Linked DNA regions of Homo sapiens: region 2 is linked to region 1. Evidence: read pairs that join two places in POLR2A ChIA-PET (ENCODE). Cell type or tissue: GM12878. All regions are shown on one strand. Links, peaks and the distances in the headings refer to the core of each region. The heading gives the core; the rest is flanking DNA. Region 1 has its middle 14 kb from the start of POGZ. Region 2 overlaps CGN (cingulin).

The links. Peaks named below come from ENCODE experiments on the same cell type or tissue, not always from the same donor. Only the 100,000 strongest peaks of a DNase experiment are listed, where the experiment ranks them.
Region 2: POLR2A ChIA-PET joins it to region 1 with 6 read pairs; 13 of 35 experiments call an interaction of 5 or more read pairs at or near these places.

What each region holds. Positions count from the first base shown.
Region 1 is chr1:151,471,241-151,475,632 of GRCh38, reverse strand. No RefSeq gene overlaps it. Among named protein-coding and RNA genes, the nearest start is that of POGZ, 14 kb to the right of the region's middle. In GM12878, for the core only: no CTCF peak of the experiment used is centred there; no DNase peak of the experiment used is centred there; H3K4me3 peaks cover 1,046 bases; H3K27ac peaks cover 1,364 bases.
Region 2 is chr1:151,530,421-151,534,812 of GRCh38, reverse strand. It overlaps CGN (cingulin), which reads right to left. Exons shown (of 21, transcript NM_020770.3): 13 at 4,067-4,324; 14 at 2,241-2,411; 15 at 677-838. Among named protein-coding and RNA genes, the nearest start is that of TUFT1, 7.7 kb to the left of the region's middle. In GM12878, for the core only: no CTCF peak of the experiment used is centred there; no DNase peak of the experiment used is centred there.

The sequences.
Region 1 (4,392 bases), core at 308-4,307:
AGCTAAGTTACTTGCTCTAGAAATGGCGTGGCATAGATATAGCATGATAACTGAGAACCATCTTAAGGCATGCATTCTAAAAGCAACAGCTAAAACGTGAAACAATACCTACACATCAAAATCAGTGAAGCTCTTCCAAAATTGTGACTTCATTTTCACCAAGTAGTTCAGCACCTTGTGAAAGTCTGTGCTTCTACTGAGCTCATGGTGCTTAAGCAAAAGGAAATGAGTCCAGTGCCTGGCTGACTCAGTTGTCATGGCCAGTTCTCATCTGAACACCTGCATGTCTTAGAACACATCAGCACTGCTCTTGTATTACTCCCCAGCAGTTTCACATATACTGTGCTCAGCTATCACATCATATCAGTAAGAAAGTACACTCTTAGAGTCAGTAGGGGTCTGGCATGTTGTATCTCTCAGAACCCTGTTAATTAATTCTCTAAAGTCTTCAATCTAAGGAAACAGCTCAGTAAATCTCTTCAACAAGTTTCCACCATTTAGCTGTCTGACAGCATTAAAATAAACTAGATCTTCATGTTCTGCTTCAGCCTTTTCCAAACATACTAAAAACTGAATATGGCCAAGGGCAGACACACAAGAAACCCAGTCTCAATGCCTCCATCAAATCATGTGATTTGCAGAGCTCCCAGCACACATTTTCCTAATGAATGATGTAATGGAAGCTGGGGCCCCCTAATCGCTTTTGACGTGAATAACTTGAATAACATGCAGAAATCTTTCTTCCCGTGATCTGTGTCAAGTGAGCTTAGCTTTTCCATACTTAGACAAACTTCTCAAGTTCCATCTTGACAAGAGGTTAGGCCCTACTAGCTAATTAGGCACACTTTTTCCCCTGAAAATTTTAAGTGGTCCACAATCCAAGGTCAAGGGAGCCTGCATCTGGTAAAAGGGCTGCAGGAGGGACACTTCCACACAAAGCTTCACTGATGAAATGAAATCACTGTGCTAGTGTCCCCATCCTGGTCTTTTCTCTGTGTATATCACAGTATGGGCATGGCACCTTCATTCATTCAACCAATATTTCTTAGTGTTAGCCATGTGCAAAGCCCTTTGGAAGATACCAAGATAAATAATACTAACAGCTATCATTTAATGAGCCTCTTACATCCGAGATCCTTCTAAATGCACAACACCAAAAGATTAACTCCCTTTCGCTGAAGAATAAAACTGGGTCCCTATATTTAAGGAGTTTATATTTACAAAGATTTCTGATATATAGCATGGTACAGACTATATGTATATGAAATCCTAACTGCTGTTTGTAATGAAATTAACAAGTACATCAGATTGTTTAATTTGTAGTACTCAACAGCATTCTGATCTAAGCACTTCTCAAATGTTTGTTGACAGGGCCAACTAGGAGACAGTGACAGGTTGTTTTCTATCTACACTAGGAACACAGCAAAAAAATACTTAAAATGCATGCGCAATAAAGCAAAATTTCCTAAATCTTAATAAAGAGAAGCTCGTAAATTACTTGCCACTGAAATTTTTTAAATAATCTGAATTAAACCTGGGCTGAGCTAGGTATAATTTTACCCACTTGAAGCAGGGACATGTATTAGAATGAAGTAAAACAAAAACTCCACGTCATCACCTACAGAAATGTTCATCATGCACCACGGTGATGTTTTGGGGAGTAGGCCTCCATTTGGCAAAATTACTAGCACACCAAAATCTTATTCTGGTGTCAAGTGAGACCAGCAGCCAGAGCCTAGGAGCCTGATGTTGGGCCCTGTTAAAATGTTATTTACATCTAAATTAATTTGAGAGAGAAAAAGAAAGTAGGAAAAACTATATTTTAAATATCACATTTTTTTTTCCTCCACTTCATTTTCTGCACTCCTACTATGGCTCCCTTAACTCAGTCTGAGGCCAAGAGATTATGATGACAAAAGAGAAATGATCAATAAGAAAAGGCGGCTCCTGAAAACCCAAGCCCACTCGAGGGTTCAGACCTCGAATCCCACCCTTCGGAGCCTCGCCGCTCCCTCCCGGGTTGCGGGCGCCAGCAGAGGAGCGCAGGGCGGACACTGCCCTTTTCTGGACTTCGGTGCTCTTCACCCCGCTTCCCAGTGCCTCCTGCCGCCCCGCGGCCTCCACACCCACGCGCCGCGGGCCCCCGCGCCTTCGCGGCTCCAGCTGTCCCCTCCCGGTATACCCACCCACCCGCACGTCCAACGCCCTTTTTTCCCCCCCCGAAAACTTTCTAGACGGTAGGGACTATTTTCTTCTAATGTAACCTTCCACCAAACTGGAGGGAAAAGTTACCCGAGGCCAGAGAAGGGCTGGGGACGTGGGAGGGACTCACAAGATCCCTGGTTCTAAAAACAGAGGTCTCTTTCCATGAAAGTGAGTAACTGGGCCCCCAAGCCAGAGTTTTGTTTGTTGGATTAATTGGTCAAGGTGCACGTTGAAGCTAAATATCTTAAATGGAGATTTTTAAAAAATGGATATAAAATAGACTCCACTAGACAAATGGTTCTTGTCTTCAGACCTTGCAGTTCTTTCTATTGATTCTCATGTTATCTGTCCCTCCCTACCCCGGGCTCCCACGTCATGAGGTTCACGTATAGGGAAATCCAGGTCACTTCAGTATGATGACTTCATAAACCCTAGAGGAAGAAGTCAAATCTAGAAACTGCTCTTTGAGGCAGTTTGCTGAATTCTATTCTGTATTCTGGAAAGGTAAGCTAACCTGCAGAAATAGTTAATGATTGGGATAATCCTCTAGACCTTCTTTTTCAAACTGGGTGGCAAAATCAGTTTGACAAGCAGTATTAAGAAGGAAGGAGAGGACGGAATGATGGAAGAAAGGGCTGGGCACAGTGGCCCAAGCTGTAATCCCTGCACTTTGGGAGGCCGAGGCAGGGGGAACACTTGAGGCCCCAGGTTGGAGACCAGACTGGGCAACATAGGGAGATCCCATCTCTACAAATAAAAATAAAACTAGCCGGGTGTGGTGGTGCACTTCTGTGGTCCCAGCTACTCCAGAGGCTGAGGCAGGAGGATTGCATGAGCCCAGGAGTTCAAGGCTGCAGTGAGCCATGTTTTATAAGCCACTGCACTCCAGCTTGGGCAACGGAGCAAGACACTGTCTCAAAAAAAAAAAAAAAAAAAAAAGAGGTGTAATAAAAGAGAATAGAAAGCTATCACATAGTGAATATCAGTAGTCTTTCATACAATCTGAATCATGAAAAGTACTGTGTGTTTGTGTGTAGCCAGTCAAGATGTAGAATATGCTTTTTACTGTGGGTGGCTGTCAAAAAATGTTTAAAAACCACTGTGCTAGACAGTGGAACTTTTTAAGGATGCTTAGATTGGAAAGGTTGAAAAGTCATCTAATTTATTCCTCTATACTTAGACAGTATTTCATTTTAAGAATAGTACAGACTTTAATTACCTTTCTTGCTTATCATCTCATCTCAACATTTCCTACTAATGATTTGTGAATAATTTGTCTCTTTAAAGCTATTATTTCAGTAAAGAAAGCTATAACTTTCTTTACTGAAAGAAAGTTATACAAAGGCAATTCTGCCAAGTTCCCTTTTTTTCTATGGCTCTTCTATCCTGTCCCCTGGGCAGTGGACATATTACAAATGTGCCTGAAAGATCTGTCTCCAGTGGAGTCCCAGAGAAATCTGAGTTGCTGGAATATCATGTCATCAGATACCCCCATGGATCTATTTTACTTTATTTTAAAATTTGAATTTTTATTTATCTTTTTTCCCCTTATTATTTATTTCTAAAATTTCATCCACCCATATAGGTTATATGAAAGCCTGAAGGTCTTTGTTTGTTTGTTTGTTTGTTTTGAGATGGAGTCTTGCTCTGTTGCCCAGGCTGGAGTGCAGTGGCGCAATCTCAGCTCACTGCAACCTCTGCGTCCTGGGTTCAAGCAATCCTCCTGTCTCAGACTCCTTAGTAGCTGGATTTACAGGCGCACACCACCACGCCCGGCTAATTTTTGTATTTTCAGTAGAGACGGGGTTTCACCATTTTGGTCAAGCTGTTCTCGAACTCCTGATCTCAGGTGATCCACCTGCCTTGGCCTCCCAAAGTGTTGAGATTATAGGCATGAGCCACCGCATCCAGCCAGAAAGCCCAAAGGTCTTGAATTGACTTTGTCCCTTCTCAAGTAGGGGAGCTCTCTGTCATGCTAACAAGTTTGTGACTGAAACTTTCTATCTTTACACCCATTTCTTCCCCCCATTACACACACTCCAATCTGGCCACTTTCAGTAGCTTAACGTTTGGATTAAAACGCCCAAATTGGGCCCGGTGCGGTGGCTCATGCCAGTAATCCCAGCACTTTGGGAGGCCGAGGCAGGTGGATCACTTGAGGTCAGGAGTTCAAGACCAGCCTGGCCA
Region 2 (4,392 bases), core at 301-4,300, 59 kb before region 1:
AGAAAGGCAAACCCCAGAATCTACTCTTCATTGGAAAACCTTATTTCTCTAATGGGAAAAGAGAGAGAAACCCAAGTACCTGGGCCAAGGCTGAGGTGAAGAGACTCAGAAACTGAGGTACTGGAGGCAGTACCACGTAGAGGCTAAGAGTATGTACATGGGACCAGACTGTCCAGTCTGAAAATCAGATTTACCACTTCCTGGCAGTAGACCATGGACAAGTTCATCTCTCTGTGCCTCAGTTTCCTTCATCTGTAAAATGGAGAAAACAAGACTACCTACCCCACAGAGTTATTCTGAGGATTAAGTCTTAAGTGCCTATCACACAGCACAATATGTTTGCTGCTGCTATTATTATTATCAAATATAGCAAACTGAAGAATACTGTTCACTCTAAAGGGGAAACCCACTGCTCAGCTCCAGCCAACTGTTGCCATGCAGACTCAGGACAAGACACTCAGTATTACCATATCTGCCAAATACAAAAGAAACTAGAAATCCAAATTTTTAGGTGACCTCTATAAATTTCTAAACATTGGCAATTGATTCAAAGTTGTTGAAAATACTGCAGCCAAACAAAACTCATCAACTGTGGGCTGTCGGTTTTGACCGCTAGTACAGAAAGAGGCTTGGAAGTCCCACCCTTTTTCCACAGGTCACACCTCAGTGCCCTCACCTCGAGACCCTTCAGCTGCCGGGCCCTGTCGTCCTGGGAACGCTTCTTGTTCTCTGCCTCTTGCTCCAGCCCCTGCAGTCGCTGGGCCAGTAGCTCTTTGTCCAGCCGGGCTGTGTCCCGCTCAGCCTGGGATGCCTGCAGGGCCTGCCGCAGCCTCTGGATCTGGGCAGGGGGTAAAAATGCCACAGCTCAGTGTAGTGAGAAGGTGAGGGTTGAGGGGCAGGAGCAGTCCAGCCCAGTGGGCAGAAACATTTCATCACTGTCACTCTTTAGAATTACCAGTGGCATGATGACAATAAAAAGCAAACTGACTTTTCATCCATTTTCTTTTTTTTTCATTTTTTAGATGGAGTCTCGCTCTGTCGCCCAGGCTGGAGTACAGTGGTGCGATCTCAGCTTACAGCAATCTCCACCTCCCAGGTTCAAGTGATTCTCCTGCCTCGGCCTCCCGAGTAGCTGGGACTACAGGCATGTGCCACCACGCTTGGCTAATTTTTTGTATTTTTAGTAGAGACGGGGTTTCACCGTGTTAGCCAAGATGGTCTCAATCTCCTGACCTCGTGATCTGCCCGCCACAGCCTCCCAAAGTGCTGGGATTACAGGCAAGAGCCACTGCACCTGCCCTCATTAATTTCCTTTATTGTTTTTGTTTTTGTTTTTTGAGATGGAGTCTTGCTCTGTCGCCCAGGCTGGAATGCAGTGGCACAATCGCGGCTCACTGCAACCTCCACCTCCCAGGTTCAAGCAATTCTCCTGCCTCAGCCTCCTGAGTAGCTGGGACTACAGGCATGCACCACCACGCTCAGCTAATTTTTGTATTTTTAGTAAAGACAAGGTTTCACCATGTTGGCCAGGCTGGTCTTGAACACCTGACCTCATGATCTGCCCGCCTCAGCCTCCCAACGTGCTGGGATTACAGGCGTGAGCCACCGTCCTCAGCTTCTTTATTGTTTTTAAAGTCTCTACACAACTTGGAATCACCTGAGGAGTTTTTTTAAATTCTGATCCTGGATCCCATCCCCAGAGATGATGACTGAAGTGGTATGGGATACAGCCTGGGTGTGGGGATTTTTAAAAATCTCCTCAGGTGGCTCTAAGCTACAGAATTTGAAAATCACTGCTCTACAGACAATATATTCCTCCACCCTGCAAGTCATTAGACCTAAACCTGGGCCCCAGGGACCCTTGGCCACAGGTTCAGTTAAGAGGCAAGGACCGGGCTGGGCGCAGTGGCTCATGCCTGTTATCCTAGCATTTTGGGAGGCCGAGGAGGGCGGATCACGAGGTCAGGAGATTGAGACCATCCTGGCTAACACGGTGAAACCCCGTCTCTACTGAAAATATAAAAAATTAGCCAGGCGTGGTGGCAGGCACCTGTAGTCCCAGCTACTTGTGAGGCTGAGGCAGGAGAATGGTGTGAACCCCGGAGGCAGAGCTTGCAGTGAGCCAAGATCGCGCCACTGAACTCCAGCCTGGGCGACAGAGTGAGACTCTGTCTCGGACAAAAAAAAAAAAAAAAAAAAAGAGGCAAGGACCTTCAAACCCAAGGATATTAGACTTCTACCTCATCCTGAAGTCGGCTCAGTCCTCCAGAGGTCTTCTCAGCCTCACTGGCCCAATCCTTGGCCTGGCGCTGGGCATCTGCCACCTCCCGCCGGGCCTTTTCCTTATAATCCTCCAGCTGGGCCTGGAGCTGCTGCAGGGCTTGCTTAGAGTCCTCCCCGATCTTCTCCAACTGAAACACAGAGAAAAGGGTCTTCAGCACTGTACATAAATGACCCTCTCCAGGCCCAGACTCCCAAGACTCTCCCCTAAGGGTCTCCTTCCTGACAAGGCAGCCCTCTCTTGCTCTTTCCTGGGCCTAGGTTCCTAGTATAGCTAATAGTTATATACAGATGTCTGGGTTCAAATCCTGGCTCTACCACTTACTGGTGACCATGTGCAAGTTACTTATCTCTCTGGGTCTCAGTCCCCCATCTGTAAAATGGGATTAAAAATAGTAACTATATCACAAGGTGTTGTGAGAATTACATTAGTTAATTATGTGAAGTTCTGTACTTACAACAGTGCCTGATACAAAGTAAGCCTTAAATGACCATTTCAGCAAACCCAAGGTGCCAATGATTATACGGCGTACCACTAAGAAAAATATGCCAATTAAACTATAACATACCATAAGGTATAAGACACAACTCTATTTCAGAAATGATAAAATGTGCATTTTTCATTGACAAATGATAAGATGTGCATTTTTCATTGACAAATGATAAGATGTGCATTTTTCATTGACAAATGATAAGATGTGCATTTTTCATTGACAAATGATAAAATGTGCACTTTAGAATTGATGTAACATATTACGTGTTTGCTCTTGCTTTACAAAAAGATTGGGAGGAGAACCTTAGCAGCAAAAGCAATTTATTTCCTTTTCTTTTTTCTTTCTTTTCTCCTTCCCCTCACCCAAATTTAAAATTCTACCAATGAAGATTTTTTTTTTTGACAGGCTCTTGCTGTAGCGCAGTGGGGCAGTCACAGCTCACTGCAGCCTCAACCTCCTGGGCTCAAGCAATCCTACGTCAGCCTTCCGAGTAGCTGGGAATACAGATGTCTGGGTTCAAATCCTGGCTCTACCACTAATTAGCAACCATAGGCAAGTTACTTATCTTCTCTGGGTCTCAATTCCCCATCTATAAAGAGAAACTGAGGAACAAGCCACCACAGCAGGCTAATTTTATTTTTAAGTAGAGACAGAGTCTTATTATGTTGCCCAAGCTGGCCATTGAAGATTCTTGTATTTAGGTTTTGTAGACTCCCAAGGGAGAATCCCAGGAGATGTTCTCCAAGAATGAAGACCATAAAGGAATAGGATGTAAGGGAAAGAGCAAAAACATGGAGGGGAGGTAGGAAGGATGCCCCTTCCAGAAGATTTGGTCTTGGTCTTCCTAACAATGAACTTGAGGAAAGCAAACATCACACATTCTTTTTTTTTTTTTCTTAAGACAGAGTCTTGCTCTGTCACCCAGGCTGAAGTGCAGTGGCATGATCTCGCCTCACTGCAACCTCCACCTTCCGGGTGCAAGTGACTCTCCTGCATCACCCTCCTGAGTAGCTGGGACTACAGGCATGAGCCACCAAGCCCGGCTAATTTTTTGTATTTTTAGTAGAGACAGAGTTTTGCTATGTTGGCCAGGCTGGTCTCAAACTCCTGACCTCGGGTATCTGCCTACCTCAGCCTCTCAAAGTGCTGGAATTACAGGAGTGAGTCACCGCACCTGGCCATAATCATCACACATTCTGACTAACCCCTCTCCCCCAAGCCCCTGTCCTCTCAGGCCAGCTTCTGGATGAGCTGGGCCTCTTCCTAAAGGCCCAGAATACCCCATGCCCCACCTCCTTGTTCAGTCGGTCCACAGTCCTGTCCAGCAAACGCTTCTGCTCCTCCAGCTCAGCCTTGCCTCGCCGGAGCACCTCCCGCTGCTTCCCTTCCTCCTCCAGGGCCCGGTTCAGTGTCTGCTGCTCCTGCCCCAGGCGGGCCAGCCCCCGCTGAGCCTCCTCTAGGCGTGCCTCCAGTGCCCGCTTGGCTGCTGCCAGACTCCCCTCCTCTTCCTGGGACGCATTCAGGGCCTCCTCCAGCTGCTGTTTCTCTGCCTGGGAGGTAGGGAAGCAGGGTTGGACTGAGAAAAGGTAAAACTTGGGTTCAAGTCATTTGGAGGTGG